Regions from separate parts of the Homo sapiens genome. Here region 2 is linked to region 1. Evidence: read pairs that join two places in POLR2A ChIA-PET (ENCODE). Cell type or tissue: GM12878. All regions are shown on one strand. Links, peaks and the distances in the headings refer to the core of each region. The heading gives the core; the rest is flanking DNA.

The links. ChIA-PET counts read pairs that join two places held together with the same protein. Peaks named below come from ENCODE experiments on the same cell type or tissue, not always from the same donor. Only the 100,000 strongest peaks of a DNase experiment are listed, where the experiment ranks them.
Region 2: POLR2A ChIA-PET joins it to region 1 with 5 read pairs; 2 of 35 experiments call an interaction of 5 or more read pairs at or near these places.

What each region holds. Positions count from the first base shown.
Region 1 is chr4:75,082,564-75,099,464 of GRCh38, reverse strand. It overlaps LINC02562 (long intergenic non-protein coding RNA 2562), which reads left to right and starts at 14,757. Exons shown (of 2, transcript NR_149051.1): 1 at 14,757-14,876. In GM12878, for the core only: no CTCF peak of the experiment used is centred there; no DNase peak of the experiment used is centred there.
Region 2 is chr4:75,027,053-75,043,953 of GRCh38, reverse strand. PARM1 (prostate androgen-regulated mucin-like protein 1) reads right to left here. Exons shown (of 4, transcript NM_015393.4): 3 at 9,993-10,071. LOC107986289 (a long non-coding RNA gene) reads left to right here. Exons shown (of 3, transcript XR_001741728.2): 3 at 6,155-6,899. Among named protein-coding and RNA genes, the nearest start is that of LINC02562, 49 kb to the left of the region's middle. In GM12878, for the core only: no CTCF peak of the experiment used is centred there; DNase peaks (open chromatin) are centred at 6,523 and 7,663.

The DNA of each region.
Region 1 (16,901 bases), core at 5,617-10,616:
TAGTGGTGGCCGCAGGGGTTCCTGTGTCACTCCACCCCCAGCTTTAGGTGGCTCAGAAAGGAGAGAGATACTCTGTATGTTTGAGAAAAAGTAAGAGGAGAGAACAAGAATCTCTGCCTAGTAATCCAAGGAATTCTCCTGGATCTGGTCTAAGATCATCAAGACAGCACCTCTATTAGTCTGTAAGAACCACAGTGTTACTGGGCTTGGGGTAACCTCTAAAGTACAAACAGCTTAGATCACAACACCCAAGTCCTTTCAAATAGCTAGAAAGCCTTCTCAAGAAGGATGGCTACAAATAAGGCCAGACAATGAAGACTATAATAAATACCTAACTCTTCAATGCCCAGTCACCAAAGAACATCTACCAGCATCAACACCATCCAGGAAAATATGACCTCACAAAATAAACTAAATAAGGCACCAAGGACCAATCCTGGAAAAACAGAGCTATGTGACCTTTCAGATACATAATTTAAAATAGCTGTGTGAGGAAACTCAAAGAAATTCAATATAACACAGAGAAGGAATTCAGCATTCTATCAGATAAATTTAACAGAGACTTAAATAATGTAAAGGAATCAAGAAGAAATTCTGGAGCTGAAAAATGCAATTGGCATACTGAAGAATGCATCAGAATGTTTTAATAACAGGATGGATAAAGCAGAATAAAGAATTAGCTTGATGACAGGCTACTGGAAAATACAGTCAAAGGAGACAAAAGAAAAAATAATAAAAAAGAATGAAGCATGCCTATAGGATCTAGAGAATAGCCTTAAAAGGGCAAATCTAAGAGTTATTGACCTTAAAGAGGAGAGAAAGAAAGAGACAGAGGTAGAAAGTTTATTCAAAGGGATAATAACAGAGAACTTCCCAAACCTAGAGAAAGATATCACTATCCAACTACAAGAAAGTTATAGAACACCAAGTAGATTTAATCCAAAGAAGACTACCTCAAGGCATTTAATATTCAAACTTTCAAAGTCAAGGATTAAGAAAGAATCCTAAAGGCAGTAAGAGAAAATAAACAAATAACATACAATGGAGCTGTAATACGTCTGGCAGTAGATTTTTCAGTGGAAACTTTATAGGCCAGGAGAGAGTGGCATGACATATTTAAAGTGCTGAAGGAAAAATAAAAACTTTTACTCTAGAACACCATGTCTGATGAAAATATCTTTCAAATATGAAGGAGAAATAAAGACTTTCCCAAACAAAGAAAAGCCAAGAGATTTCACCAGTACCAGACCTGTCCTGCAAGAAATGCTAAAGGGAGTACTTTCATCAGAAAGAAAAGGACATTAATAAGCAATAAGCAAACATCTGAAAGTACAAAATTTGCTGGTAATAGTAAGCGCACAGAAAAACACAGAATATTAGAACACTAATATTGGTGTATAAACAACTCAAGTAGAAAGACTAACAATGAACCAATCAAAAATAAGTACAACAACTTTTCAGTACATAGTCAGTACAATACGTTATAAATAGAAACAACAAAAAGTTAAGAAGCAGGAGGACAAAGTTAAGATGAGTTTTTATTAGTTTTATTTTTGCTTGTTTGTTTGTTTATGGAAATAATGTCTTTGTCAGGTGAGAATAGGGGGTTATAAGATAATATTTGCAAGCCTCATGTATACCTCAAACCAAAAACATGCAATGGATACACAAAAAATAAAATGCAAGAAACGAAATCATATCACCAGAGAAAATCATCTTTGCTAGAGAAAGACAAGAATTAAAGAATGAAGGAAGACCACAAAGCAGCCAGAAAAGAAATAACAAAATAGCAGGAATAAGTCCTTACTTATCAATAACATTGAATGTAAATGGACTAAACTCTCCAATCAAAAGATGTAGACTGGCTTAATGGAGGAAAGAAAAAAAGACTCATTAAAGAACTGGAAAAGCAATGAAAACCAACTCAAAATTAGTAGAAGCAAGAAATAATAAAGATCAGAGCAGAAATAAATGAAACTGAAATGAAAAAAATACAAAAGATCAATGAAACAAAAAGTTGTTTTAATTGAAAAGTTAAACAAAATTGACCAACCTTCAGCCAAATTGACTAAGAAAAACAGAGTGAAGATCCAAATAAAATCAGAAATAAAAAAGGAGACATTACAACTGATACTGCAGAAATTAAAAGGATCATTAGTGGCTACTATGAGCAAGTATGTACTATAAATTGGAAAATCTAGAAGAAATGGACAAATTCCTAGAAACATACAAACTACCAAGATTGAACCATGAAAATATGCAAAACCTGAACAGACCAATAACAAGTAACAAAATTAAAGCCATAATAAAATGTCTTCCAGCAAAGAAAAGCATGGGACCTGATGGCTGCACTGCTAAATTCTACCAAACATTTAAACAAGAACTAATACCAATCCTACTCAAACTATTCTAAAAATAGAGGAAAAGGGAATGCTTCCAAACTCATTCTATGAGGCCAGTGTTACCCTGATACCAAACCAGAACTAATACCAATCCTACTCAAACTATTCTAAAAACAGAGGAAAAGGGAATACTTCCAAACTCATTCTATGAGGCCAGTGTTACCCTGATACCAAAACCAGAAAGACACATCAAGAAAAGAAAACTACAGGCCAATATCTCTGATGAATATTGATGCAAAATCCTCAAAAGTCAGACAAACAGAGAGACAAATCATGAGTGAACTCCCATTCACAATAGCTACTAAGAGAATAAAATACCTAAGAATACAACTTACAAGGGATTTGAAGGACCTCTTCAAGGAGAACTACAAACCACTGCTCAAGGAAATAAGAGAGGACACAAACAAATGGAAAAACATTCCATGCTCATGGATAGGAAGAATCAATATCATGAAAATGGCCATAATTCCCAAAGTAATTTAAAGATTCAATGCTATCACCATCAAGCTACCATTGACTTTCTTCACAAAATTGGAAAAAACTACTTTAAAGTTCATATGGAACCAAAAAAAGAGCCCACATAGCAAAGACAGTCCTGGGAAAGAAGAACAAAGCTGGAGGCATCATGCTACCTGACTTCAAACGATACTACAAAGCTACAGTAACTAAAACAGCATGGTACTGGTATCAAAACTGATATATAGACCAAAGGAACAGAACATAGTCCTCAGCAATAACACCACACATCTACAACCATCTGATCTTTGACAAACCTGATACAAACAAGCAATGGGGAAATGGTTCCCTATTTAATAAATGGTGCTGGGAAAACTGGCTAGCCATATGCAGAAAACTGAAGCTGGACAACTTCCTTACACCTTATAAAAAAATCAACTTAAGATGGATCAAAGACTTAAATGTAAGACCTAAGACCATAAAAATCCTAGAAGAAATCCTGGGCAATAACATTCAGGACATAGGCATGGGCAAAGACTTCATCTCTAAAACACCAAAAGCAATGGCAACAAAAGCCAGAATTGACAAATGGGATCTAATTAAACTAAAGAGCTTCTGCACAACAAAAGAAACTGTCATCAGAGTAAACAGGCAACCTAGAGAATGGGAGAATATTTTTGCAATCTATCCATCTGACAAAGGGCTAATATCCAGAATCTACAAGGAACTTAAACAAATTTACAAGAAAAAAACAAACAACCCCATCAAAAAGTGGGCAAGGGTATGAACAGACACTTCTCAAAAGAAGACATTTATGCAGCCAACAGACATATGAAAAAATGCTCATCATCATTGGTCATTAGAGAAATGCAAATCAAAACCACAATGAGATGCCATCTCACGCCAGTTAGAATGGTGATCATTAAAACGTCAGGAAACAACAGATGCTGGAGAGGATGTGATGAAATAGGAATGCTTTTATACTGTTGGTGAGAGTGTAAATTAGTTCAACCATTGTGGAAGACAGTGTGGCAATTCCTCAGGGATCTAGAACTAGAATTACCATTTGACCCAGCAATCCCATTATTGGGTATATACCCAAAGGATTATAAATCATTCTACTATAAAGACACATGCACATGTATGTTTATTGAGGCACTATTCACAATAGCAAAGACTTGGAAGCAACCCAAATGCCCATCAATGATAGACTGGATAAAGAAAATGTGGTACATATACACCATGGAATACTATGCAGCCATAAAAAAGATTAGTTCATGTCCCACATGGATGAAGCTGTAAACCATCATTCTCAGCAAACTATCACAAGAAGAGAAAAACAAACACCACATGTTCTCACTCATTGGTGGGAGTTGAATAATGAGAACACATGGACATAGGGAGGGGAACATCACACACTGGGGCGGGTGGGGGGTGGCAGGCTAGGGGAGGGATAAAATTAGGAGAAATACCTAATGTGGGTGACAGGTTGATGGGTGCGGCAAACCACCATGGCACATGTATACCTATGTAACGAAACTGCATGTTTTGCACATGTATCCTAGAACTTAAAATATAATAAAAAAAAATCCTCAACAGAAAAAATACTAGCAAACCTAATTTGACAATACATTAGAAAGATCATTCATCATGACCAAGTGGATTTATCCCTGAGATGCAAGGATGGTTAGACATACGCAAATCAATCATTGTGATACATTATATTAACAGAATAAAGGATAAAAACCATATGATCATTTAAATTGATGCTGAAAAGCATTAGATAAACATCAACATCCCTTAATGTTAACCCCCTCCCCAAGCAAACTGGGATTAGAAGGAACGTAGCTCAATATATTAAAAGCCACATACAACAGATCCACAGCTCATATCATACTGAACAGAGAAAAACTAAAACTCTTTCCTCTAAGATCTGGAACATGACAAGGATGCTCACTGTCACCACTGCTATTCAACATATTACTCAAAGTCCTAGCTAGAGCAATCAGACAAGGGAAAGATACAAAGGACATCCCAAATGGGAAAGGAAGAAGTCAAATTATCCTTGTTTCCAGATGATATGATTTTACATTTGGAAAACCCTCAAAATGCTACAAGAAAACTATTAGACCTGATAAATTCAATATAGTTGCAGGATACAAAATCAACACACAAAAATAAGTAGCATTTTTATGCCAACAGTGAACAATGTGAAAAAGAAACCAAAAAATAATCCCATTTATAATAGCCACATATGAAATTAAATATCTGGAAAATAACCAAAGAAATAAAAGAACTCTATAATAAAAACTATAAAACAGTGGTGAAAATAATTAAAGAGGACACCAAAAAATGGAAAATATTCAATTTTCATGGGTAGGAAGAGTTCATATTGTTAAAATATCCATACTACCCATAGCAAACTATAGACTCAATGCAATCTCTATCAAAATACCAATAACATTCTTCACAGAAATAGAAAAAATAATTCTAAAATTTATATGAAACCACAAAAGACCCAGAATAGCCAAAGCTATCCTAAGCAAAAAGAACAAAAGTGAAAAAATCACCATTACCTGACTTCAAATTATACCACAGAGTTGTAGTAACCAAAACAGCATGGTACTGGCATAAAAACAGACACATAGAGCAATGGAACAGAACAGAAAACTCAAAAAAATCCACACATCTACAGTGAACTCATTTTCCACAAAGTTGCCAAGAACATACACTGGGAAAAAGACAGTCTCTTTAATAAATGGTGTGGGGAAAACTGAATATACATATGCAGAAGAATGAAACTAGACCCCTATCTCTTGCCATATACAAAAGTCAAATCAAAATGGGTTAAAGGCTTACATATAAGATCTCAAATCATGAAGCTACTGTGAGAAAACATTTGAGAAAATCTCCAGGACATTGGTCTGGGCAAAAATTTCTTGAGCAATACCATACAAACACAGGCAATGAATGCAAAAAGTAACCAATGGGATCACATCAAGTTAAAAAGCTTCTGCACAGCAAAGGATACAATAAATTAAGTGAAGAGACAACTAACAGGATGGGGGAATATGTTTGCAAACTATCCAGCTGACAAGGGATTAATAACTAGAATATATAAGGAGCTCAAACAACTCTACAGGCAAAAAAATCCAATGATCTGATAAAAAAAAATGGGCTAAAGATTTGAGTAGACAATTCTCAAAAGAAGATATACAAATGGCAAACAGGCATATGAAAAGGTGCTCAAAATTATTGATCATCCAAGAAATGCAAATCAAAACTACAGTAAGATATCATCTCGCCCTAGTTAAAAAGGCTTCTCACCAAAAGATGGGCAATAACAAATGCTGGAGGGTATGTGGAGAAAAGGGAACCCTTGTACGCTGTTTGTGAGCATGTAAATAAGTGCAACCACTATGGAGAACAGTTTGGAGGTTCCTCAAAAAACTAATAATACAGTTACCATATGATCCAGCAATCTAACTGCTGGGTATATACCCCATAAAAAGGAAATAAGTATAATGAAGAGATATCTGCACTCCCATGTTTGTTGCAGCACTGTTCACAATGGCTAAGATTTGAAAGCAACCTAAGTGCCCATCAACAGAAGAATGGATAAAGAAAATGTGGCATATACACAATGGAGTGTTATTCCGCTATAAAAGGAATGAGATCCTGTCATTTGCAACAACATGGATGGAACTGGAGATCATTATGTTAAGTGAAATAAGTCAGGCACAGAAAGACAAACATCATATGTTCTCACTTATTTGTGGGATCTAAAAATCAAAATAATTGAAATCATGGACATAGAGAGTAGAAGGATGGTTACCAAAGGCTAAGAAGGGTAGTAGGGGGTTTTGAAGGGAGGTAAGGATGGTTAATGCATAATAAATAGAAAGAATGAATAAGATATACTATTTGATAGCACAACAGAGTGACTATATTAACTGTACATTTTAAAATAACATAGAGTGTAATTGGATTGTTTGCAACTCATTGGATAAATGCTTGAGGGGATGGATACCTCATTCTTCATAATGTGCTTATTTCACATTACATGCATGTATTAAAGTATCTCATGTACCCCATATATATATATATCTACTATGTACCCCAAAAAATTAAAAATTAAAATTAAAAAAGTGAGACTAAATCAAAATACAGGTATACTTTGGAGATATTATGAGTTCAGTTCCAGCCCACTACAATAAAGCAATAAAGTGATTCACAGGAATTTTTGGTTTCCCAGTGCATATAAAAATTATGTTTGCACAATCCTATAGTCTATTAAGTGTGCAGTAGAATAATGTCTTAAAAAATGTACATACATGCCTTAGTTAAAAACCTTTTTTTGGCTGGGTGCGGTGGCTCACACCTGTAATCCCAGCATTTTGGGAGGCTGAGGCAGGAGGATCACGAGGTCAGGAGATCGAGACCATCCTGGCTAACACGGTGAAACCCTGTCTCTACTAAAAAAAAAAAAAAAAAAAAAAAAAAAAAAAAAAATTAGCCGGGCGTGATGGTGGGCACCTGTAGTCCCAGCTACTACTTGCGAGGCCGAGGCAGCAGAATGGCGTGAACCTGGGAGGCAGAGCTTGTAGTGAGCCGAGATCACACCACTGCACTGCACTCCAGCCTGGGCAACAGAGCAGACTCCGTCTCAAAATCAAAACAAAACAAAACAAACAAACAAACAAACAAAAACTTTTTTTTGCTAAAAACTGCTAACAATCTTTTGAGCCTTCAGCAAGTCATAACCTTTTTGCTGGTGGAAGATCTTACCTCAGTGTTGATGGCTGCTGACTGATCATGGTGGTGACTTATGAAAGTTGGACTGGGTATAGCAATTTCTTAAAATAAGATAACAACGAAGTTTGCTGCATTTATTGACTCTTCCTTTCATGAAAGCTTTCTCTGTAGCTTTGTGATATTGTTAGTATTTTGTTGAACAGTATTTTACTTACAGTAGAAATTTTTTCAAATTGGGGTCAATCTTCTTACAGTCTGTTTCTGATTTATCAATGAAGTATAAACTTATAAATCTTATTACTTATAAAGTTATAAATATATTCTAAATCCTTTGTTGTCATTCCAACAATGTCTACAATATCTTCACCAGGGGTATATTTCATCTCAAAAAACCACTTGCTTTGCTCATCTGTCAGAAGCAATTCCTCATCTGTTAAAGTTTGATCATGAGATTGGAGCAATTCAATCCCACCTTCAGGCTCCACTTCTTATTCTGGTTTTCTTACTATTTCCCCCATATCTATAGTTACTTCATCTACTGAAGTCTTGAACCTCTCCAACTCATTGATGAGAGTTGGAATTAATTTCTTTCAAGCCCTTATTAACGTTGATATTTTGACCTTTTCCCATGAATCACAAATGTTCTGGATGACATCTAGATGGTGAACTTTTTTCTGAAGGTTTTCAATTTACATTGTCCGAGTCCATCAGACAAATCACTCTCTATTGCAGCTATGGCATTATAAAGTATATTTTGTAAACAAGAAGACTTGAAATTAGAAATTACCCCTTGATCCATAAGCTACAGAATGGATGTTGTGTTAGCAAGCAGACAATCAACAATAACCTCCTTGTACATCTCTGTCAGAGCTCTTGAGTGATCAGGTGAATTGTCGATGAGCAGTGATATTTCAAAAAAGAATTTTTTTTTTCTAAGCAGTAGGTCTCAAGAGTGGTCATAATGTTCAATAAACCATGCTATAGGCAGATGTGCTGCCATCTAGGCTTTGTTGTTCCATTTGAAGAGCACAGACAGGGTAGATTTATTAAGAGCATCATTCTTAAGGGCCTTAGAATTTTCAAAATGGTAAGTGAGCATTGGCTTCAATGTAAAGACACAAGCTGAATTAATCCCTAATAAGAGAGTCAGCCTGTCCTTTGAAACTTTGAAGGCAGATATTGACTTGTCCTCTTTATGAAAGCCCTAGATGGCCTCTTCTCCCAGTAGCAGTCTGTTTTATTTACATTGCAAGATCTGTTGTTTAGTGTAGCCACATTCATCAATGATCTTAGCTAGATCTTGTGGATAATTTATTGTAGCTTCTACATCAGCACCTTCTGTTGTTGGTTCTACATCAGCACCTTTTGTTGTAGGTTCTACATCAGCACCTTTGTTGTAGCTTCTACATCAGCACCTTGCTGCTTTACTTGTACTTCACTTATGGAGATGACTTCTTTCTTTTAACCTCATGAACCAACTTCTGATAGCTTCCAACTTTTCTTCTGTAGCTTCCTCTCCTCTCTCAGCCTTCACAGAATTGAAAAGAGTTAGAGCCTTGCTCTGGATTAGGCTTAGTTCTAAGGGAATGTTTTGTCTGGTTTGATCTTCTCTCTAGACCACTAAAACTTTCTCCATATCCAGAATAAGGCTGTTTTGCTTTCTTATCATTTACACGTCCATTGAAGTAGCACTTTTAATTTCCTCAAGAACTTTTCCTTTGCACTCACAACTTGGCTAAGTGGTGCAAGAGGCCTAGCTTTTGGCTTATCTCTGGTTTGAACATGCCTTCTTCACTAAGCTTAATCACTTCTAGAGTTTGACTTAAAATGAGAGATATGAGACTCTTCTTTCACTTGAATGCTAAGAGATCATTGTAGGATTATTGGTTGGCCTGATTTCAATATTGTTATGTCTCAGGGATTAAGTAGACCAGAGAATAGAGAGAAAAATGTGGGAAAGGCTGATAGTGGAGCAGTCAAAACACACACAATATTTATTGATTAAGTTTGTTATCTTATAAGGGTATGGTTCATGACATCCTAAAACAATTGTGATAGTAACATCAAAGATCACTGATCACAGACCACTATAGCAGATATAATAATCATGAAAAAAGCTGGAAATATTGCAAGAATTACCAAAATGTGACACAGGCACAAACTGATCATATGTTGTTGGACAAATGGCACCAATAGACTTGCTCAATGTAGGGTTGCCATAAACCTTCAATTTATAAAAAAAAATGCAATATTTGAGAAACACAGTAAAGTGAAGTGCAATAAAACAACATATGCCTGGATGTCTTTTCTTTTCTCAAAATCCTTTGATGGCTTCTCCGGGAACTTATGATGAAATCCAACCTTACAATGCGTCCTACAAAGGCGTGCATGATTTGACTGATTCTCCAACCTCCTTTACCATAACACTCCCTTCCACTGTTTACAATCCAGCATGCTTTCTTGTGTATACCCAGGGATTTCCACATCATGACCTTGGGGCACTCTCTTCTGTCTATCTGGAAGCTTTTCTCCTAGGTTCTGATTCTCTCTACCTAATTAACGTCTACAAATCATCCAGATCTAGGCTCAAATGTCACTTCCTCAGAGGGACACTTTCCAAATGTATTGATCTAAATTATTATTCTGTATTTATTCTCACATAATACTTTTCCTTAAGTGCTTACTAAAATTTGTAATTCTGTGTTTATTTATGTAACGACTGTTTCCTTTACCAGCAAGTGAGCCTCACAAGGCAGAAGCAATATCCAGTTTGTTATTATTAGCATATGGATAGCATGTAGTTTGTTGGCAATAAATATTTGTTGGAGTAAAGGTATTATGATTTTTATTGTAAATTTAAAAATATATATTTCTGGAAAGTCTAATTTTGGGGGAGACTAAATTTATTTTTGGAAGAATTTATCACAGAAATTCTCATATAAAAGACATTATTAGTGTAACATAATATATTAAACTAGAATTTATGTGATATGAAAATATTCATTAAATTAATACTGAAAATATAATACTGGCTTTTTTTTCAATCATAAAAAGTAATATTTGTATAAGTGGCACATTGAACAGGTAGGACTCTTGGGATGTATTAGAAAAGCACATTTATTTATTTTTTTAATCTCCCACTGTCTGTATAAAATATATTCAGTGGAGAAAGTGTTTCCCCGCCCTGGTTTACTTTTACATAATAACAATAAAAAATAATGTTATAGTCACAATCACAGTTTCAATTCAGAAATTGAGACATCCAGTCCCAAGGAATGATCCAAACTCTGACCTTGATTTAAGGTTAAAGTATTTCCACTCCCTTGGCTGGTGGTTTTCTTCAGGCAGGAAGGCAAGGAAGGAGAGGTATCACCCTTCTCTTTCCTTTCTCAAGTTAGGCTTCCATCCCCTTGTTTTTATCTTGCTAATTGTGGCTTTCTGTCTTTACCAGGATTGGTGTGGTGGTGGGGATGAGGGGTGTAGTGATATAAGAAGGAGAAGCAACAGGGATAGAAAAACTCTAACTGTATGGGCCTTTTTGTTAGATGGCTGTGCATTCTTTGACCTGGGCAGGTGTTTACTATGGACTCTTCCTCTCTCTTCCTCTTCAGAAGTCTTTCTGAGAACTCCTGAATGTGTGTCCTGAGAGGCAGGCAATGAATTTCCTCCTCCTGGCAGCTCCTCTCTCAGGCTTTGTGTTCCAGAAGCTCACTTGACACTGACTGTATTGGCCAGGGTTCTTCAGAGAAACAGAAACAAGAATGACAGCAAGAGCGAGAGTGAGAGAGAGAAAGAGAGAGAGAGAGAGAAAGTTATTTTAAGGAATTGAGTCATATGACTGGAGGCTGGCAAGTCCAAAATCTGTAGACCAGGCTGGCAGGATGGAAATTCAGAGAGGAGTTGAGCCTTCTCTGAATAAGACTTGAGTCTGAATCTGAAGACTGGAAGCTCGGGTCAGTTTTCTGTGTTGCAGTCTTGAGACAGAATTGCTTCTTCTTTGGGAACCTCAGTCTTTGCTTTTAAGGCCTTCCACTGATTAAATGAGGCCCACCCCCATTATGGAGTATAATCTGCTTTCCTTAAAGTCTAGTGATTAAAATGTTAATCTCATCTAAGAAGTACCCTCACAGAAACATCTAGACTAGTGTTTGATCAAACAACTGGATACCATAGCCTAGCCAAATTGACACATAAAGTTAACTATCGCACAGACTATTTCTGGTAAGTCACATCACCCTTCCAGGTTACTCTGTTGGACAGATCACTCTGTTCCAGGATACTCTGTTGGACTAGGTTTAAAATGGCTTCAGCATGGCTTTTCTCAAGTGACACATCTAGTCTAAAAGAAATACTCATACATCCTTTGTCCCAACAAATTTCAGACTTTTGGGTCACCTAGTGCAACAAACTCACCTTTGATCCCATTATTGAGGGGGCTTGCCAGTGCCTTCCAGGTGAGAATCAGACACAAGTTCATTGCTCCCCCTGAACTGTAAGTGGCACATAGGAAACTGAATTGAACGCCCTCTTTATAGGCTTGATGTGAGGGCCAAGCACTAGAACAGAACAGAAAATTTCCGCAAAGAAATTTTCCTTACAAATCCATTTTCAGATTCTTTCCCAATCACTAAGCCCCACTGTTCTTTAGCCTTCTTGTGGGTGAGAGGTTTAGGAGTTATGGACTCTTAGAATGTCTAGATATTCCCTTTGAAAATTTGCATCTTTGCCTCATGTCTCACCTTATGTAATTCTACTTAATCTTGGTGACTCAGTCAAAACTTCAGTTATAATTCCATTTAGAAACTCTAAAACACCTAAAAACACAGCATTAAAAGCTTAGAAAATGAAAATCACACTTGTTATCATCATCCAGGTCATAGTAAACATTTTGATATACATCATTCTTGTATGGTAGGGACAGACAATTCTTAAAGATACTAAAGTGATATCTGATTAAATTCTCGATATTTCCTGTGGCTTTGGATTTACAATCTAAGGTCATTCTATGTCTAAGGTTACTCTACTGTCACCTCTCAATAGCAGTTGTTTATGACTATGTTCATATGTCATATAAACATATACATTTTAATAAAAATGATGATCATATTTTTCATATTATTTTTTATAATTACTTTTTTCACCAATATTTTGTGAACATGTTTTCATGCCATTAATTTTATTTATTACATAAATTGTAGTGGCTGCATGGTATTCCACTATCCACAATTTAACTAATCCCCTATTGTATACCATAACCTTGTTTCCTTTAAAAATGTTCTTGTTTGCTTATTTTCTTCATAATATAAGCATTCTTACACACCAATAACAGACAAACAGAGAGCCAAATCATGAGTGAACTCCCATTCACAATTGCTTCAAGGAGAATAAAATACCTAGGGATCCAACTTACAAGGATGTGAAGGACCTCTTCAAGGGGAGCTACGAACCACTGCTCAACGAAATAAAAGAGGACACAAACAAATGGAAGAACATTCCATGCTCATGGATAGGAAGAATCAATATCATGAAGATGGCCATACTGCCCAAGGTAATTTATAGATTCAATGCCATCCCCATCAAGCTACCAATGACTTTCTTCACAGAATTGGAAAAAACTACTTTGAAGTTCATATGGAACCAAAAAGGGCCCACATCACCAAGACAATCTTAAGCCAAAAGAACAAAACTGGAGGCATCATACTACCTGACTTCAAACTATACTACAAGTCTACAGTAACCAAAACAGCATGGTGCTGGTACCAAAACAGAGATACAGACCAATGGAACAGAACAGAGCCCTCAGAAATAATATCACACATCTACAACCATCTGATCTTTGACAAACCTGACAAAAACAAGAAATGGGGAAACGATTCCCTATTTAATAAATGGTGCTGGGAAAACTGGCTAGTCATATGTAGAAAGCTGAAACTGGATCCCTTCCTTACACCTTAGACAAAAATTAATTCAAGATGGATTAAAGACTTAAATGTTAGACCTAAAACCATAAAAATCCTAGAAGAAAACCTAGGCAATACCATTCAGGATGTAGGCATGGGCAAGGACTTCATGTCTAAAACACCAAAAGCAATGGTAACAAAAGCCAAAATTGACAAATAGGATCTAATTAAACTAAAGAGCTTCTGTACAGCAAAAGAAACTACCATCAGAATGAACAGGCAACCTACAGAATGGGAGAAAATTTTTGCAATCTACTCATCTGACAAAGGGCTAATATCCTGAATCTACAAAGAACTCAAACAAATTTGTAAGAAAAAAAAATCCCATCACAAAGTAGGCGAAGGATATAAACAGACACTTCTCAAAAGAAGACATTTATGCAGCCAACAGACACATGAAAAAATGCTCATCATCACTGGCCATCAGAGAAATGCAAATCAAAACCACAATGAGATACCATCTCACACCAGTTAGAATGGCGATTATTAAAAAGTCAGGAAACAACAGGTGCTGGAGAGGATGTGGAGAAACAGGAACACTTTTACACTGTTGGTGGGACTGTAAAGTAGTTCAACCATTGTGGAAGACAGTGTGGCAATTCCTCAAGGATCTAGAACTAGAAATACCATTTGACCCAGCCATCCCATTACTGGGTATATACCCATAATACATAATACTATTATGAAAAGCCATGTATGTAAATGGTGCATCTCTATTCTTAATTGTTTACTTAAGATTTAGGATTAATTCCTAGAAGTTAAAGTATTTTTGTGGGCATAGTTTTAAGGCTTTCATATGTATTCTTGTATGACCCTCCAAAAACTCTGGAGAATGCATTTTCTACCGTAGTAATACCCCTAACCTGAGAAGCATAAGCTATGTCTGCCAAAACATTGTTAAATTGGTTTTTATCTCTCTGATTATTGGCAAAGTTGATCCTTCCTTCCTTCCTTCCTTCCTTCCTCCCTTCCTTCCTTCCTTCCTTCCTTCCTTCTTTCCTTCCTTCCTTCTTCTTCGTCTTTTTGCAGATTCTCCATTCAACATCTGTGCCAATTATTTTATCGGGGTGTTCATCTTGTTTTTAAAATCAAGTTCTTCTTAACATAGCAATAATTTAAATACCTGTCAATATGTTGCAAATACATTTATCCAAGTAGTTGCTATTATATATATATATATTTTTTCAGTTGAGACAGGATCTCACTATGTTGCCTTGCATGGACTGGAACTCCTTGGCTCAAGAAATCTTCTTGCCTCAGCCTCCCAAATAGCTAGGACTATATGCACATGCTACTACACCTAGTAAGTTTCTTTTTAACCTTATAATATTTTAACATATAAAGTTAATTCATTTTTAATGTATATATTAATAAATTTCCTTAGGATTTTTCCCTTTGTATTTATGCTTTAAAAACTTTTCCTACAATGAAATTACATAAATATCCACCTATTTTTTCTTATAGTTCTAAAATTAAAATTTTTTTTTGTCTGTTTTATTCAACTCTCGTATGGAAAGACCAATACAGGTATCCGTCATTACCACTGACACCTTCTGAACGAAGAGTCCTATTTAGCTTCTTGTGCAGATTTCCATATGCTCTGTCATGTGACTCCACTTATCTACTCTGGCTGCCACTGAATGAGCCAGAGGTGTGCACCTATCCCAAGAGAAACAATCTTCAGGGAACCAATTTCACAAGTCACCAGCTAGGAGGCTATGAGGTGGCCTTGCATGATAGCTCTGTCCAAATGGGAATGACTGGACAAAGAAGTCTCTTTTATAACTTGTCTTGGGATTGTAAACAAAGATATAGCTGGTTAGTAGCAAAAGGATATGACGAGAAAATGCATGCAAAATTCCCACGAGACAGAGAAAACCATTAGTAAGCAGAAGATATGAGAAAGCAGAAGCTATAAAACAGAGAATATAAAGTAGCTCGCTTTCAATAGCACCAAGAGTGTAGAAATATAATGGAAAGGTGCAAGGTCATCTGCTATTGAGGATGAACAATAGAGCAACGTTAGATGTAGAATTACTTTAGATTGCAAAACCAAAGACTTGAGAGATATCAAGAATTCAATCAGATGTCACTTTGATATTTGTAAGAGTTTTTTAGTCCTATGAAATGAAAATAAAAGATAGAAATCCATCAAATTCAGAGTGCTTTATAGTTATATGGAAACACATTTACATGTCTTAAAATCCAAAGATTGAAGTCAATTGGATGGAGGCTCCAGATTCTAAGGTAACTTGAAGATTAACAATAATATGAGCAAATCTAGGGTATGTGAGTTACGTGGCTTTCTCCTTTAAATTTTGGAGCCATTGATACAGCTATAAATAGACCCTTCCCATCAGCGTAACAGACAAGGATCTAGCCCCATCCTCGACTGATATCCTCTGGTTACTGGGAAACTTCAGCAAACTAAGAAGACAATGCCCTCCTCTTAATTATTTGGGATGACATATTTACTTCCTAGTGAGTATGCTGGATATTCTCTTATTTGCTCTTTATTCCTTAAGATTCACTCTCTTTCCCTCTCTACTCTTCTCTGAACCCCCAGGAAGCTGATCTGTAACAAGCAGATCAACCAGGCTCTCTTGTTTTCTGGCTTCCAGAGGTTCAGAGGGTGACAGAGAAGAGAGGGGTGAAGTATTTGTTCCCCTGTCTTTCTACATGTCTGGCTTCAGATTGGCAGTGGCTGTGCTCCCCGACCCAAAGCCACGGCTCCTGTCAGGGGACCACCTGACAGCTCCAGGTTTTACTGCATTCTGATAAATGCCCCTTTAGACCTAGATATGGTATCTGACCTCTTGTTGCTAGCCCTGGGTTTTTTTGCCATTATTGTTAGTTTCCACCACATTTTTGTCAATAATCATTTAGCTAAACTTTTGTCCATTACCGTGTCTGAATGTGTCATCAATGTCCTGCAAGCACCCTAATGATTACATAACTGGTACCAAGAGGGGTCTCAGAAATAAGCTATTAAAATGGGATTTTGGGATCGAGTGTCTCACTTATTTGATGCAAAGATAAATAATCTTGTTTTTTTTTTGTCTGGGACACTGGTAATCCATGGTATGTGGTGTTATCATGATTACTCAAACTATCATCAGTAGTAGTATAGAATGGAGTGCAGGTGGAGGATGAGGGATTAGGAGATAAAGCTGTCTAATTCTCCCGGCATCCTTTATTGAATAACCCAGTTCATTAATTTATATTTAACATTTTAAATGTTTCTTTACTGATTGAAATAGTCTTCTTTACCATAAACTAAATTCTTTTATATACTAAGGTCTGTTCCTGGGCTATTTATTTTGTTCTA
Region 2 (16,901 bases), core at 4,835-9,834, 55 kb after region 1:
ATGTACCTGAAAACCTGAAGATGTTCCACAGTTTGCTTTCCCTAAAGGCTCACATTTATTTCTGTGGGTATGGGAATGAAAGAGACCATAAATAGAAACCCAGAAACACCACTGCTTCTTTGATCTATAGAAATAAGGGAGGTAGCTTTGGTAAACAAAGGTCATGGGCTGTCTATGGCCAACACTCTCCCCAAATGTGAAACCTCCAGTTCCAATCAAATCCTTTAACAGGATGGTTGAGAAATGGAAGCTGTAGAATGAACAAGTTAAAATCCGGTAACTAAAGCCCTGGAGCTCTGCCTAAATTTCAGCATAACTTACTGCTACAAGCCTGGCAAAATATACTCAATAAACATGCTCCTTTATTGATAGGGTACTCCTGCTTCACCTTGTATGGTAATTGAACTTCTCACAGAATTTTTATCTCTATCATATATTTTTATTCCCATAAAATGTGAGTTTGGTCAATAAATGTATGTCCTTGAATAAGTTTTTAACCCCCTGTTTCTTCATCTATAAAATGGAGAAACTTTAAAAAAAATTGCTTTATGGTTGTTAGGAGGATTAAATAAGGTAATGAATATAAAAGGCCTGCCACATAGCAAATGTGCAATGAATGTTGGCCAATATTGTTTTTAAATTTTTAATATAATAAATCTTATACAAGCACATGGTGAATCTGCCAAATAGTAAAAAATGTCATTGAATGAAAAGTGAACCTCCTCCCACTGGGAACTCTTGAAACTATACCCCAGGCATAGTTATAAAACCAGTTTCTTACATGATTGTTATTGTATTTGAATTTTTAAAGTTTATTAGTATGTTGGAATGGGGGTTAGAGGATTGAAAATCTTCTGGCTATCAGGTTTACTGGCTATGGTTATTTTAGGCAAGACTATTTGGTTAATGCTATATCTGAATCTCCTATACTGTAAGACACACCTCCTATACAAACACTAGTAAAATAAAGGAAAAAGATTGGCCTTTACTTTGTTTTTTTTTTTTTCCTTCCCATTAAGGAAACAGTGAGTTGAGTAAAATGCTGATAAGTGAGGAAAGATATACAAGAGATATGGATGAACCAAAATTGGGAATGTACTGAACCCATAGGGCTTATTTACCACATTAACGAGCTTAAACAGGAAAAATTGGGTGTACTGGGATTCCAGCCAGGTTTGGACAAATTGGATACTATTGTAGTAAGAGTAAGACAAACACATTTTTTGTACGTGTGATAAGAGGACAATAATTAGTGAGCATGTAAAACTTTCTCTCTAGGTCAGAACCTCTTAAATCATGGCACATTTTGGATGGAAATGGGGAGGTTTTCAGATTGGCATTTGCATAGTGTATGAGGTTAAAAAAAAAAAGACAATCAGAAACCAAAAAACAAAGCAACTCCCATTCTCAAGATAAGTAAAGTGGGACCCAAGGAATTTAGGTGACTTTGTCAATGTTATTTAATGGTAGTGCTGCTAATGAAACCAAGGTCTCTTTGCTTGCTTTATAAGGCAACATTGCTTCATCTAATTTCAACCTGAACAGCAATCTGGATGAATGATGTCATTGTAAGGTCAAAGCAATTTTATTTACTAAAAGTCTTAATAAAGACTGGCACTGATTCAATATAGCCATGTTTTCTCTTTGCTGTGTCTTGGCTCCGCTTAGATGGTAAACTTCTTGAGGGCAGACTATGTCCTACTTTTCTTCTAACTACCTGAAACACCTAACATGTTGCTGTTGATATAATGGTTATTTTATAAATATTTGATGATAACTGCTTATATGCAGCAGCATAGATAGTGTATATGGAGTGTCTATGGGGTTTGGCTAATACCAGCTAGGATTAATATGGCCCATGGAAATTCATTGTATAGTATAATTGGAAAAATGAAAACATCCCATAAGGAATATTGATGGTCAAAGTCACTGTTTTGACTTTAAACATAGGAAGGGAAAAGAGCATTATGGCTGGACTAGCATGCAATGATGTGGCTTTAAGGCCCTTAGCACAGTGCTCACAGCCCGTTAATCAATGGCACTGTGCTTATTGTCAATGTGAGTCTACTGTATCATATGGTGCAGTAAGCAAATTAAAACCCGAGGGGGAAAAATGAAGAATGATTTCTTTTAAACTCTTCCCTCATTGCTCTCTTTCTCTAGTGGCTCTTCCCTAATAGAAAGCAGCACTCCCTACTCCCTGCCCCTACTTGGTGACCACTTGTTGGTGACAAATGGTAAATGATGTGGTGACATTTGTGGCTTGAGGTATTCTCCAACACTGCAAAATGGTACCTATTTAAAGATAACTGTAGCATCAATACTTAATGAAACTCTATTGTCTTTGAAAATGAGTGAAGTGTCCCTTTTCTTGCGTTGAAACAAAACATATTTTAGGAAATACCTTGTCCTTTACAAGGGTCAGCCCCAGTTCTCCACAAGTCTCCACCTTTATTTATGACTATGCCCCACAAAGCCCTCTCCTCTTTAGTCAAGCAAGTCTTGCCATTCAATCATTAGTGCTTACCATGTGCTAAGGATATGAAGAAATATGGAAGGATACAAAGATGATTAAGACATGGCTTAGTGCTGGAAAAATGCAGCTGAACTTTCAGTTCATTAGCCATGAGTAATTAAGCCTTAGACTCTTGTTGTCCATTAACAAAACTGTTTGATGCAGCTGTCACTGTCTCCTTTTCATTGTTTCCATCGTTTCCTCTTTTTTTCTGATTATCATTTCCTGCCTGGCTTCTTTAAGTATTCATTGAAAACTTACCATCTATCAGGCCCTATTCTAGCACCTGGTTGATACCTTAATAAACTGAACAGATCAAAATCCCTGTCCTTAGGGAGCTTACATTCTACGTGGGGAGACACAGTAAATAATATACAAATAATAACATGGTGAATGTTACTAAGTCCATGGAGAAAACAAATAGAAGAAGTGGGTGGGGTGGTGAGGAGTTCCCAGTAGGAGGTGGGGACTGTAATTCTGAATATGATGATCAGGAAGGTCTCACTAAGACATCTTTGAGCAGACACATAGAGGAGATGACGGATGAGCCATGTGGATAACCGAGGGATACCGTGTAGACAGAGGGAGCAGCAAGTACAGAGGCCCTGAGGCAAAAGCAAACAATATATCTTTGTGGTAGCTACTGAGTCATAATTTAAAAAAAATAAACTTTGTATGTTGGAATGATTTTAGATTTAGAGAAAAGCTGCAAAGATAGTACAAAGATTTCCCGTATACCCTTCACCCAGCTTCCACTAATGTTGATACATAATTGTGGTACATTTGTCAAAACTAAGAAATTAATATTGTGAACCACAATTTTGGGGCTAAGAAAACTGAAATCATTACAATTTATTTTATTCACCCAAAGTTACGACAGCAAGTTAGTGGCAGAGTGAGTATCACAACTAAGGAATCCTATCAGTTCCATCTTTTAAACAAAAATCTCACTGATGGGAATATTTCCAAATATTTATTTTTAAAATCCTTTTTTTTTCCAGACTCTGGGTTTCTTTTAAAAAGCTGTTACTTTCAAGCATATCTTGAAATAATTACCTTTGCTTTGAAGGGGCAGGTCATATTTGTTTATTTAAAAAATTATCTGCCAGATGGCATTACTATTGGAAGACAATCATCACAGAAAAGGTCTACACATTGGCACATCTGTTTATTTGTAAACTAGCTCAGTGTCACGACGTAGCTAGTAAAAATCTGTGTGGTTTAACAGATTCCCATGGCTTCCCCTTCCCCAAACCCTGGTTCTTCTTGATTAGGAGTAAACGAATGTTACTGCTGCACCCCCAAACTTTCCTATTCAGACTCATGAACTCATCCAATAAATGTTCATTAAGCAACTACTATACGTCAGGTACTGCCAAGGACTTGATATTGTTCTAGTGGAGAAAACTGGTAGAGAATGCACTGATTGCAGTACAGGGAAGCACATGGTATGAGGGAAGCATGCACAGCAAGGAACTCAGTATGGAAAGGTGGATGAAGGCTTCCCAAAGGAGATCTCTCTTGAGCTGGACGACTTGAAATTAGCCAGATTGGGAAAGGGGTGAACCAAACACCTCTCACAGAGGGATCAGCATGTTCAAAATTACAAAGGCAATATATCTGAAACAGGGCAACATATCTGAAACATATATGAAACAACAGGGCAATCTATCTGGGAAACTGTACAGCAGAGAGTGTGTTTGGAGTGTTAGAAATGGGTAAAACAGGGCTACTGGAGTGTTAGAAGCGGGTAAAACAGGGCTACTCAAAGTGTGATCCTTGGACCAGCAGCACTGGCATCACCTTTGAGCTAGTTAGATATGTAAATGCAAGGGCCCCACCTGGACCTACTGAATCTGAATCTATGGGGATGAGACCCAGGAAACTGTTTATTTATTTTATTTTATTTTTTTTTCTCGCTGTGTCACGCAGGCTGAAGTGCAGTGGTGCGATTTTGGCTCACTGCAAGCTCCACATCCCAGGTTCATGCCATTCTCCTGCCTCAGCCTCCCGAGCAGCTGGGACTATAGGTGCCTGCCACCAGGGCCAGCTAATTTTTTTTTGTATTTTTAGTAGAGATGGGGTTTCACTGTGTTAGCCAGGATGGCCTCGATCTCCTGACCTCATGATCTGCCCGCCTCAGCCTCCCAAATTGCTGGGATTACAGGCGTGAGCCACCACACCCGGCCGGAAACTGTGTTTTTAATAAACTCTTCCATTGATTCTTATGCACATTAAAGTTTAAGAACCACTGAGGGAGAAAATTGAGTAAACAAGACCTACAGAACTCCAAAAGGTGACCTGAAAAAGTCAACTGTGTATAACAAATTCTAGAAGATCTTGGCCTTTATGGCTGGCTGGGCCTACTCTAACAACCAGAAGGAATCCAATTGTACAACCTGCAATCACTAGAAGACATAAAGCAAAATAGGTGACTTCTAACAAGACGTCTTAAAAGACAGGTCCTGTTGTGTCTATAAATCAAGACTGCATTTATTTTTGTGAAGAAAACAGCCCATGTAGTCTGTCTGGGTCACCAGCACACCTAATTACAGCAACATCCACATCACTGGTCTTAGCAGATACGGTCTCCTGTGCAGGGAGATTATGTCTTGGCTGAACAGTTTTGAGCCAACTTAAACAAATCAAAACAGACTTATCTCATTCTTCAATCATCACTAATTAAAGATAGTTCTGCAAAAGGTAGACAGGGCCTTTGCTTTCTTTTAAAGTTGCAAACAAGCCCTGGCATAAAGACTGCTCAGAGATAGTTTCCATTTATAAATGTGTAACATGGATTCAACTTCACAGACGTTTCAGAATAGCACTAACGAAACTGCCAAACTGGAACATGGAAGACCGCCATATCAATATTCAATTAGGAAATGAGCTGCTGTGCCATCTTCCCCCTCCTTCTCTCCCCTGTCCTTTGAATCCCTACGCCTACTGAATGGAAATGGTAGGATGGAGACTGTGCTCCCAACCTCACAGCCTATGTGTTGGTGGTTACCAGTTTACTGAGTCCCTATTTGCTAAGCACTGTTCTAAAAACTACAGCAGTAACAGTAATTGACCTTCCATCATCCTCACCTCATACCAGGCACTGAACCTTTATATGTATCATAATTTAATCTTTGTAACAATCTTGAGTTAGGTACTATTATTATTATAGTCTCATTTTACATGAAGAAACTGAGCACAAAGTGATTAAGAAACTTGCCCCAGGCTGGGCGCAGTGGCCCACGCCTGTAATCCCAGCACTTTGGAAGGCCAAGGTGGGCGGATCACCAGGTCAGAAGAGCGAGACCACCCTGGTCAACATGGTGAAACCCCGTCTCTACTAAAAATACAAAAATTAGCCAGGTGTGGTGGTGTGTGCCTGTAGTCCCAGCTACTCAGGAGGCTGAGGCAGGAGAATTGCTTGAACCCGGGAGGTGGAGGTTGCAGTGAGCCGAGATCACGCCACTGCACTCCAGCCTGGGTGACAGAGCGAGACTTCGACTCAAAAAAAGAAAACTTGCCCCAGAGTGCATGTTCTTAGTCACCATGCTAGTCTCTCCAGTTACTCTGCATTCATTACTTCATTTCGTCTTTAAAACAACCTTGAAAGATACATATTATTAACTCTATTTTTTGCAGATTGAAGAAATTGAGGATCAAGGAGTTAATAATTTGCCCAAGGCCGCCTAAATAGTAAGTAGAAGAGTCAGCATTAAACTTGACTGCAAAGCTCACATTCTTCCCTCCACACCACACTGCTGCTGGTTAAAAGGTGGGATCATAAACCAAGAAGGGCCCTGGGTTCAGGGCAGTTCATTTTATAAGTCACATCCAAAAGTGGCTCAGGTTACAAAAAGATGTGGTTCTCCAGGCAGGGGTCATTGTGACAAAACTAGGGGTAATGGGTCCCTGGAGAAAGGGAGTGTGAAAAGCAGATGGCTCTTAAGTTTACAATGCCTTTAGAGGAAATGAGGATCTGGGAAGAAAGGTGAAAAGTCCCCACCCATTGTTAGCAGAGCTTGCCAAGCATTCTATTTTTCTGATCATGAGGCTGCCTTTTCAAGCAGATTCTCCCCTTGCATTTGCAGAGAACTTGGCTGGGCCAGGGCCATATCCCATGGTTGCAGGTCAGAAGCTAATGGCTCCCTATGGGTTGTGATTTTAGTCACTCGCTGCTCCAGCCAAACAAGCTAAAAGACCACAGAAAACAGATCTTTTGTTATGTTATTGTTTTTAGAAATCTGGGATGAAGAAAGAAGAGTAAGTTCCCAACCAAAGCAAAGCCTATCCTTAGGAACATACATGCACACACACACGTCAATTAAAGTATTTTTGATGAACGATTAATGGGGCTTTCCGACAACCTGGCAAAATAACAGCTGAAGGGGTTTTAGCATAGCCTTAAGATTCATAACAACGATTAATCTCCTTATGTTATCATTTTACCAAAATAATTAATAGAGAAGCAGAAAGGGGCTTTCCTTAGGGGGTTTCTGAAACCCCTTAAGGGTCTAATAACTGTATCCATTCTTAAGTTTATAGTGCTTAAACTTAAGTAGCATAATAGATAAATAGCAACCTTATATTTATGCCACTGTATATCTTACTACATTTAGGAGACAGAAGCTGTATGGGGAAGAAGAATAATGATTTATTCAATTTAATCATTTACTTAATTTATCTGGTGCTCTGAACGCCTGGGGAAAATATAGCTTAAAATAAAATTTTAATCAGCACTCATCAGAGCAAATTGTAATGGCCTGCTAACAAAATTTTCCAAACATGGTAAGTACTGTGATGGCAGAACTGTGTCACATCACTAATGTGGCCTGGCACATGGCTGACGCTCTACAGCTATCTATCAAGGACTGTCTTCCTGGGGCTCCTTCCAGTCTACCACTTTGATGATGATGATGATGTTGGCAGTGCTATATACTTGCTTCCAAACAACACTACAAGGTAGAAACTACTGCCCTTATTTTACAGGTGAGGGAAATGAGGGTTAGTGGTGCTCTGTGACATGCCCAGGTCACAGTGCTGGAAGTAGTAGAGCCAGGATTTGAACTGAGGGCTCCCTGCTTCTGGAGTCTGAATTGTTAATCACTATTTTAGACTGCCTGCCTATAGCCAGTGTGGGTTTAGAGGTGGTAAACTTGAATTCTTGCCAAAGTGAAGAGGAAGAGTCCTTCCAGTTATTTCAGCACCATTTTGGGGAAGTGTGTAGCAAGAAGGAAGTGTTTCTATTTCACTCCACACTTCAGTGAAGGTCGTATTTTTGATAATGTAGCCTCTTAGGAACTCATCATTGGTGATTCTAAAATGACTCTAAAATTTATGTGTAAGTTCCTTTTTGGGAAGGAGGGGCAGAACATGTTTTTCAACAGATACTTTGTTATAAAATGGAAACGAGGTTCCCAGAGTAGTTCATAAAAGCCAATTTAACTCGTAATTAAAATACGGTGTATCTGCAGCAATAAACTAATAATTAAACCAGATGGAAAAAGGTATCATTCAGTAAGATATAATTTATAAAATTAAGTTTAGTGCTCAAGGACATGCAGACTTAATGAAGAGAAATATTTTTTTTAAATCTGGGGGAAACTTCTGGATGCTTTTATAAAATGTTTTATTAGAAACAGGTCAAGCGGGCCCTTTAATTCCAATTTCTCTTCAAAACCTGGCTTTCCTGTTCTTTGTATCGTAGACGCAGGTGATATTACAAGGCACTCTCACACTTGACATTATCGAGATTGATTTGATGCACATTTAGAACACAAGATGGAGGGAGATAAAAGGGAAGGAGGAGGGAAGTGCTCCCAGTGGGCACTGGGTGGGGCTGGGTGGCGAGTGGGGATGAGAGGAGGCAGCAGCAGAGTGGATATGTGCTCTGAGATGAGGAATCATATCCATGAGCTCCACGTGGGGTCAAGAGCAGGAGGGAAGGACAGGGTGGCACAGCCTCTTGAGGAAGAAACATGGCTGCTTGGGGGACAAGTCAGGGGTGTCTGTGTGTGTGCGCCACAGTGCCCATGGGATTGTGTGTCCTTATGGTTCACTGCTCATTTGTTCAATGTATCAAGCACCGTCTTGGTCCCTAGCAGTGTCCTCACAGACAAATCCAGGTCCTCAAGGACCTTACATTTTTTGTGGGGAAAAGAGACAATAAACAAGCAACACATATACAAAAACAAAATGATAGCAATAAAATAAAATAATAGACAGTGGTCACATCCAGGATAGACTTAACAAGGCACTAAGAGAGTAAATAACAGGGGCTCTAAACTGGAAAGGACATCTCTCAAAGGAAGTGAGATGAAAGCCAATGTACACAGCATGAGAAGGAGCTAGAAGACAAGCATCTCATGGAGGAAGTAGCAAGATTGCAGGGTCTGGGGAAGGAAGGACAGAGAACCTGGTGTGTCCTAAGAATTGGAGGGAGCTGGAGTTTCTGAAGTTCAGGACTTCAGAGGGAGAGAGGGATGTGATGATTGGAAAAGGGGAGGCAGGCACGGTCCAGGATGACTGAGGGCCACGCTGAGGAGTTACAATTTAATTCTCAGTGCAAGGGGAGCCACTGGGGTTTTTCAGGAAGGGAATGACAGGGCAGAGGAGCTTGCATAGAAATGGTTCTGGCTCCTGGGAGGAGAACGAATTGGAGGTCAAGGGTGAGTGTGCTCACCATGCAGCTTGTGTCTTTCTGTCCTTTGTTATGGGCACTGCACAGACTAGGAAATAAGACTGTCACTTGCCATCTGGCATTTTACAGCTGGAAGGACACTTAGAGACTGTGAGTAATGTGGTGTTGAGACTTGATTTCACGGAGCAATAGAAAACAAAAATGGAGGACTCACAGAGTATTGCAACTTCCTATTAGGCTAAAGAAAGTAAAATCTCAGCTACTATCACTTCATTTCATAGGAGAAAAGATATTTTAAAGCCAAAAATATAAAGACATAATCTCAGGAGAAAAAACGGTTTTATAGGAAATGCCACACCTTCCTTATATTTTTTACATTTTGCATTGGAATCAATGAAAACCTCATTAACAGATTGGGTACAAATCCACAGTTCAGTATTCAGAACATCAGAATTTAGGAACCATCGATCCCACCCTTCTACCCCCTTTCACAGATGAGAATAGGTGAGTTTTAGGAGGCATGTGGCTTTCCCAGGGTAATGAGGTACATTTGGGGCAGGGAGCCTAGGCTTCAGTCTCCCGACTCCACGTTAATTCTTGTTCCATTGCATCATCATGCTGTATATCTCAGCTTGCTTCTTCTACTTTGCCAAGGTTCAGATACTGTACGTCTATACCTGTGTTGTGTGGTGTAGGAGTACACCCGCCATTTTTCACTTCTCTGCCAATATTTCTAAGGGCTAAGATACCTATTAAGGAACAAGTATCCAGCAAAACAGCGCTCAGCCCAGAGCCCAACAAAACAGAATCCCTTTTTTTTAAGAGTAAGCTGCGTCTCACCTGATTTTTAGGTAGGCTGCAACTCCAAACACCAGCAGCACCACGGCAATGACTGTCACGGTAATGGCGGCGATGCTGCCTGTGAAGGAGGAAGGGCACAGAAAAGAAGATACATGAGGATACGGGGCATCATGTGACTTTGGCGTGCGTAGTATCCACCTTCTGCCTGATCCCATCTTTTCTCTGAAAGGGGGAAAAGCTACTTCAGATCATTCTGCATGACATTCACAGCTAGAATAAAACCCAGGATTTTAATTCTGTTACCAAAACACTTTTTATGCAGGTGAAATTGGGTAAATCGTCAATATTTATCAAGACTTTTTGGCTGGCCTGGAATTTAGAGAGGAGTACTTAGTCATATTTTGATTATCTTTTTAAGAATGACATCAATCTGTTGTTGTTGCTGCTGCTGTTGTTTGCAGGGGTAGTGGGTTTTAGATTTCTTGATGTCCTATTTTCTTCTTTTATGGGCTCTGCCTCATCTTTCTATTACTTGTGAAATATTGAGAGACTTTGGATGTTTTATTCAAGGGTCAGTGCAAAGTAATGTTTTTTTCGGTTTTTTCATAAAAATATTGGCAGTATCCACTTCAAAAGGGTCGTCTTGGTAGGAAATGCACTAATTTTAATGAGGCAATCAAGTGAAAGCATTTTAAAACATTCCTCTGTGGGAAATATGTTCAGTTTTCATTCTTGAATAGTAAACTTGGTTTTATAGAGACTAAAGTGAAGTTTGATATATAGAATAAGGTCTGGTCTGATAGGTAACACTATTTTTTGTTTGTAGAAATATCTTGGTGCAATATAAAGTCACGCGAATATTTTATTCTGTAGTTTGAAATCTGGTTCCAAAAGCAACTATTAATGGGCAGTTTAAAAAAACTCTTTGAGCATGTACCCTTGTAAGAATAACCACACCTCCTCCAAATACTACTTTGAAGCACAACATGCTTTTTGTGTGAGCTTTGCATTAATAATGAATATACTTTAGTTTCATTTCACCTTAAAAATGGCAAGAATCAACTGGGCTCTTGTCCCCTAATACTTAAAGTGAGTTTTCGGCACTAAAGCTGGTGTTAGGGACTCCATTTACTCTTTTAGGCAACTGGGAAATTATTTACTAGTACTTCAACAAATGAATGGGACTCTTAAACACACTGCAAAGAGCACCAGAGATGTGGAGTCTGAATATGTGGATTCGAGTGTGGTTCAACCATTAGTAGCTGTGTGACCATGAACTATTTACTTAACCCTGACGACTCTTATACTACTTACCTGCTGAGACAGAGGAATAAGAGTGTTCTATCCATCTTGCATGATTTTAAGGGGATTAAATGAGATGCCAGGTGTACCAATCTAAAGAGCTATGCAAATATATGATCCTGGACCAATTCTCATATCTTGTGTACTAGGTCTCAAAAGTGATGAATCTCCCCCATATTTTTGGAGATTTATCACTGTAGATTATTTTAGTATCTCTTCTTTTATTTATTTATTTTTGTCTGCTGGTATGAACGGCTCCTGTTACTGTTCGTTTTATTAGCCTTCCCACCAAAAGAATTGTAGCACAGTTAAGAAGCAAATCAGTCCACTTGTTAATTCTTTAGTAACTTCTAAAAAGCTCTGGATGAAAGAATGCTACATCAAACATCCATGATCCTGCTGGTTATAATTTCTAAAAGAGAGACCAAAAAAAATCATTGCTAACATTAAGACTAAGACCAGAGCTTGTCATGTCTGCAAAGACTGATCATATTCAACCGTTTCAGAGCTTACAAGCTTCTGAACACTCACAGATCCATTTCTTTGCTCCTGGAATCATTTTGAGACAGATTAATATAATTACCAGAATAATTCTCTTTCCCTTTTTACTATTGTAAAGACAGAATTATGGCACTGAATGCTCAAATGTGCAGACTGGGTCAAGCAGAGAAAGTCCGAGGTCAGTTCCCCTTATGGAAAACCTCCACTCCTACTTTGAAAGGCTCCTCTTGGCTTGTTGGCCTCTAAACTGTGTTGAAATTAGAACAATTCAAAGTTCACTGAAGCCTTGTAATAGCTCTTTTAAAAGCTTATGAAAGGAGGGTTACAACCATAGGGTAAGGTGATGGGAGTATTTTAAGATTCAAAAAGATACAGTCATTGCAATTAAGAGCAGTGTAAAAAACTGACCTTTTAATTTAATTTCTCCTTTTAAAAAATGGAAGAAAAGAATGAATATAGCTGATTTTTTTGCAAGACTCTTCTTTCTTGCTCCAGGGATAGTTTAATATAGGAAATCACAGGTTTGGCCTTTTTTCAAAGATTCTTCTCTAACTTTAAGCAGTTGGGTCCCCTCCAACTTTGTGATTTACTGAATTTATTTACATACCACCTCTTTCTAAAGATAAATCAGGCAGGTTCTCCAACTAAAGTGTGATCTTTTTTTTTTTTTATTGTAAGTGATAGAGTGACCACTTCTCCTCCATATGATGGGTGGCTCTCTAGCTCCAAGTGTACCCCCAATCTTCAAATGGGGCTCTTCCATGTCACCCTTCCATGTCCACAGAAGATAGCCTATATGACCAGAGCTGGAATTAGCCAGTTATTTTCCTCCTGATGGGCCCTTGAGGGCAGCTGGGCAAAGGGGCACTTCTAAGAGTTTGTACAGCCCAATATAAGGCCAAATGGTATAAGATAAAACAGATAGTAATTAAATATTTGAACCACTGTATTAACTATTCTGTTACCCACTGGCTCTTCTCAGTGGATGCCAGCCATGGGAACAAGAGTCCTCCAAAAGCAGAAAACCTTTATCTGGCCCTAAGCCTAGGAGATCTTGTATCCTGAGCTTGCTGTTACCTCCACAGCAGTGGCTGCTTTCAGAAGCAGCTGGTAACCATCAGCCCTGGGAAGTTCCACACCTGAGGGCATCACAGTTTGAGAACATGAAGGGGTTGCTGAGCCCATGTTAGCGCAACTTTATAGGGTGACTGAAAAGGCTTTATTTCCTCCTTGTGAAAACAAATGCCATTTCCCCCTGAGTTCTGTTTAAACTAAACTGGAATTCCCCTCCTCCTCCTCCTCTTACATTTTTCAATATGAGGAAGGGACAGAAAAAATGAGGAAGGTGTGGCTGGGGGGCAGGGGAGCCTCTGGCTTATGAGGAAGGTGTGGGACACTGACGGGCAGTCCACTGGGAGTGGAGACATGGGGAAGGTGGCTGGCGTTTCATTTCTTCCTCATTGGGATTTGTGAGTTAGAGACTGGGTGTGACTCATGTTATAAAGCCCTGGAATGGGCAGAAATTAAGAACTGAAGGAAACTTATCTATATATTTTATAATCCCAGATACAAGAATATTCCACTGTGCTAGCACGTTTCACTCTACCAACATGTTCTGCCTATCCAGAGGGCTGGTGAAGGCCTGTGAACCAAAACCTCTTTGAATTTTGGGCCTCCCTGAAGTCTGGAATTCCTCAGGGTTGCATTTTGCCACTTTTTTTTAATGGCCCAGGACCAGAATAAATGGGCTAAAGAATAACCATAGCTACCATTTGCAGATGATTACTTTGGGCTGAGACTATGCACAAAACTGTACAGCTATCATCTTATTTAATTCTCTTTACAAGGTGGGCAGAATTATTCCCATTTTATAGATGAGGAAGTTAAGGCTCAGAGAGATTAAGGTTTTACATGTGGTAAATGATTGAACTATCATTTGGACCCAGTACTATTTAGTCCTGGTTTTGCATTTTTAATCATTAACTTTTCTTAGCCTGGCCAGCTCCTATTCTTCTTCACTATCTAGCTAAATAGCAACTCTTCTGAGCCGTTTTCCCTGACACCCCTGGGTAAAATTACAGTGTTGCTCTGTGTTCTCAGATCTCAGCATCAATTTCTTTCAAGCATTCTGTATTATGTTTATGTGCTTCCCTAGGTCATTTCTATTCATGGCCATCTTGCATCTCTTCCCATTTCTTTGTGCACTGTTAGCTTAAGGCACCATCTTTGGCCCACAGTGGGTACTTAACTCATGTATTTAATGTTGAATAAACAAATATACTTTTAGCTTAAAAAAGATTACCAGAATTTTTTTTTTTTTTAGCCTAATCATTGTCCTAAAAAAGTTTCCACACAGCTGACTCACCACCTATTCACCTTGGAATCACCTGCTCCAGTTCTTACCTGAGTACCTACTCCTATGATTACATCTATGATCCCACCTCCCCAGCCCCCTGCCCTTCTCACTGTGCACTTGAAAGTCCCCATCAGTGACCAAGGTGGTTAGTTGGAGGAGAGTTCTTTTAGGAATGAATTAGTCCATTCTCATGCTGCTAACAAAGGCATACTCAAGATGGTAATTTATATATAAAAAAAGGTTTAATGGACTCACAGTTCCACATGGCTGGGGAGGCCTCACAATCATGGTGGAAGGTGAAAGGCATGTCTTACATGGTGGCAGGCAAGAGAGCATGGGCAGGGTAACTTCTTTTTATAAAACCATCAGATCTTCACTATCACGAGAACAGCATGGGTAAAACTCACCCCCATGATTCCATTACCTCCCACTGGGTCCCTCCCATGACACATGGGGATTATTACAATTCAAGGTAAGATTTGGGTGGGGACACACAGCCAAACCATACCAAGGAATAATTGTCTAAATAGAGTCAGATAACATCCTGGAAGCAGCCAGAGTAAACTCCTGGTCAGCCTTGTCGGCCACTACTCCACTGCTCTACAACCCTGAGGAAGGAGGCTGCCTTTGGGGGTATTCCTTTCCCTGCTTTAGCTCTGTTCTATACCCTGAGGCAGTCCAGGAATCAACTGTGGCATCATTTAAGAGTCTCTCTCCCCACACTCACACATCCCCATGGGCCCGCACGCCACACAGATGGGCCCCTTTTCTTGATCACACACTCAGAAGGGGTTCTGTTCATGTCCAAGCCTCCTGCCTCTCACTTGACCAAAAGGGTCCTTCTATATTCCTGGGCTTAGCAATATTCTCAAACCTCAAATGTTCCTCTAGGGACTCTTCTCATTGAGGGATTTTCTTTTTATTTCACTTTAAACATGAAATAAACATTTTATTTGAGCTCTTTGGAAAAAATATTAATATTCACCAATTGTATCCAAAATGTAAATATTAGGACATGATGGGATGAACCCAAACAACCTCTGAAGAAATAACTTTGCTGGGCTCTTTAAAGAAGTTGTTGTTACTCTGAGAGAGCTGGGGGTGGAGGAGGTGATGGTGGAAAGTTTCCAGAGGTGAAAAAGAGGTGAGTGTCTCACTGCTATCCATAGATGACTCCTGAGCTACATTCTCCTTGAAAATTCACCAGTCAGCTTATTTAGAAGGTGCGTGTAAATACTTGACCAAGTTCCTGAGTATGTGTGCATGCCTCTGATCTATTTTGAGAAGAGTCTTTAACAAACCTCTTGACTGTTTTTCAATATTCTTGCGCTTTTCTTTCCACTTCCTGGTCCAGAGATTAGGTAAGAATTGGAGAAGAGGAGCAGGTGGCCACTTCAGGGTGTGCCGCAGCTCCTTCAGTCAAGGTCACCAAGAGGAAAGGAACATTTTGTCTCAGAGGAATTCTTTCTCTTTAAAAGCATGTATCTGTGGATGTGCTGGAGGAGGGAAGTGGGCGACTGGCGAGGGCTTGACAGTTAGAACTCTGTGTGTGCCGAATCTCTATTTATTATGCTAGGCTCTTCATTCTCACAGCAAGAGCATCAGATCATGTCTCCTTCCTCCAAAGAACAACAGTAATAGCAGGAGAAATCAACGACAACAAAAATAATAGCAACTAACACTTTCCTGTTACTTACTGTGTGCCAGGGACTGTTCTATGAGCTTCACTTATTTCAGTTCATTTAATCCTCATGAGAAAGTAGGTATTCTTGTTATCTCCATTTTACAGTTGGGGAAACTGAGTCACAGAGATGCTAAGGACCCAAAGCCACAGAACTGCTAAGTAGAAGAACTGGGATACAAGCACAGGTTCGAGAGTCCATGTGTTGCCCACTAGGCTCTCCTGCCACCCTGGGCTCTAGTACTAAATCCTCAACTGCTTTTAAATAAAACCTACAGCTCTGGTACATCCTCTGTCTGCTTTCTGTTAGCTGCCCAGGAATCAGGGCCTGCCTTAGGCTGTGTGATGGCTTGGGTCCTCTTGTACATACTGGTGAAGGAAGAATGAAGCTCAATAATTCAAATTAATTGGGAAGAGGGCTAGTTAGAAGCAGACAACAGTTCTAGAACAGCAACCTTAGATCGTTCAGGTCATTGGTTTCTAGTGTGTGCTGTGGTGCAAAATAACTGCTCAGAATCCTGCCAAATGCTGTTCATTTCAGTGTGTTAAATAACCCAGGGTACATGGTAACTGCAATTTGCTTCTAGTGGGGTGGTAGTGGGAGTGGGGTGTAGTTTGTGAGATGGAGAGAAAGTGAGAAAAGAAAACCTTAGTTCTTAGACACTGCAACCTAGGTAGATCTTAATTTTACCATTATTGGAAGTCTCTTTGTCTTCTGGCCTTGTCTGCTTGGATTTCATGCCCATTCTTCTTTCCATTCCACCCCATGCCAGGGGAAGCACATCTCGTCTCCTCCCTCTTACCCCAAATCCACCCTACAAGCCTCTCCCGAATGAGCTCCATGGGCTCACCTTAAGCCAGGACAGTGTGGTGTGTAGAGACCCAATAGGCAGGGGCCCTGAGGTTTCACCACTCCATGGCGGAGACAAGTGTCAGGCCCCGGGAACCATTCTGGGGTGGGCAGGATTGGATGGGATAGGCAGGCAGGGAGGTAAGAGAGGTGAGTAGTGCCAGCCTCTGTATTTCTGCCTGTGGGTGGAATGGTGCCTAAGGTGGGTGGGCCTGTAAAGTCTGGAGCAGTCTTGGAAAGAGTTGGGAATGAAGCTGT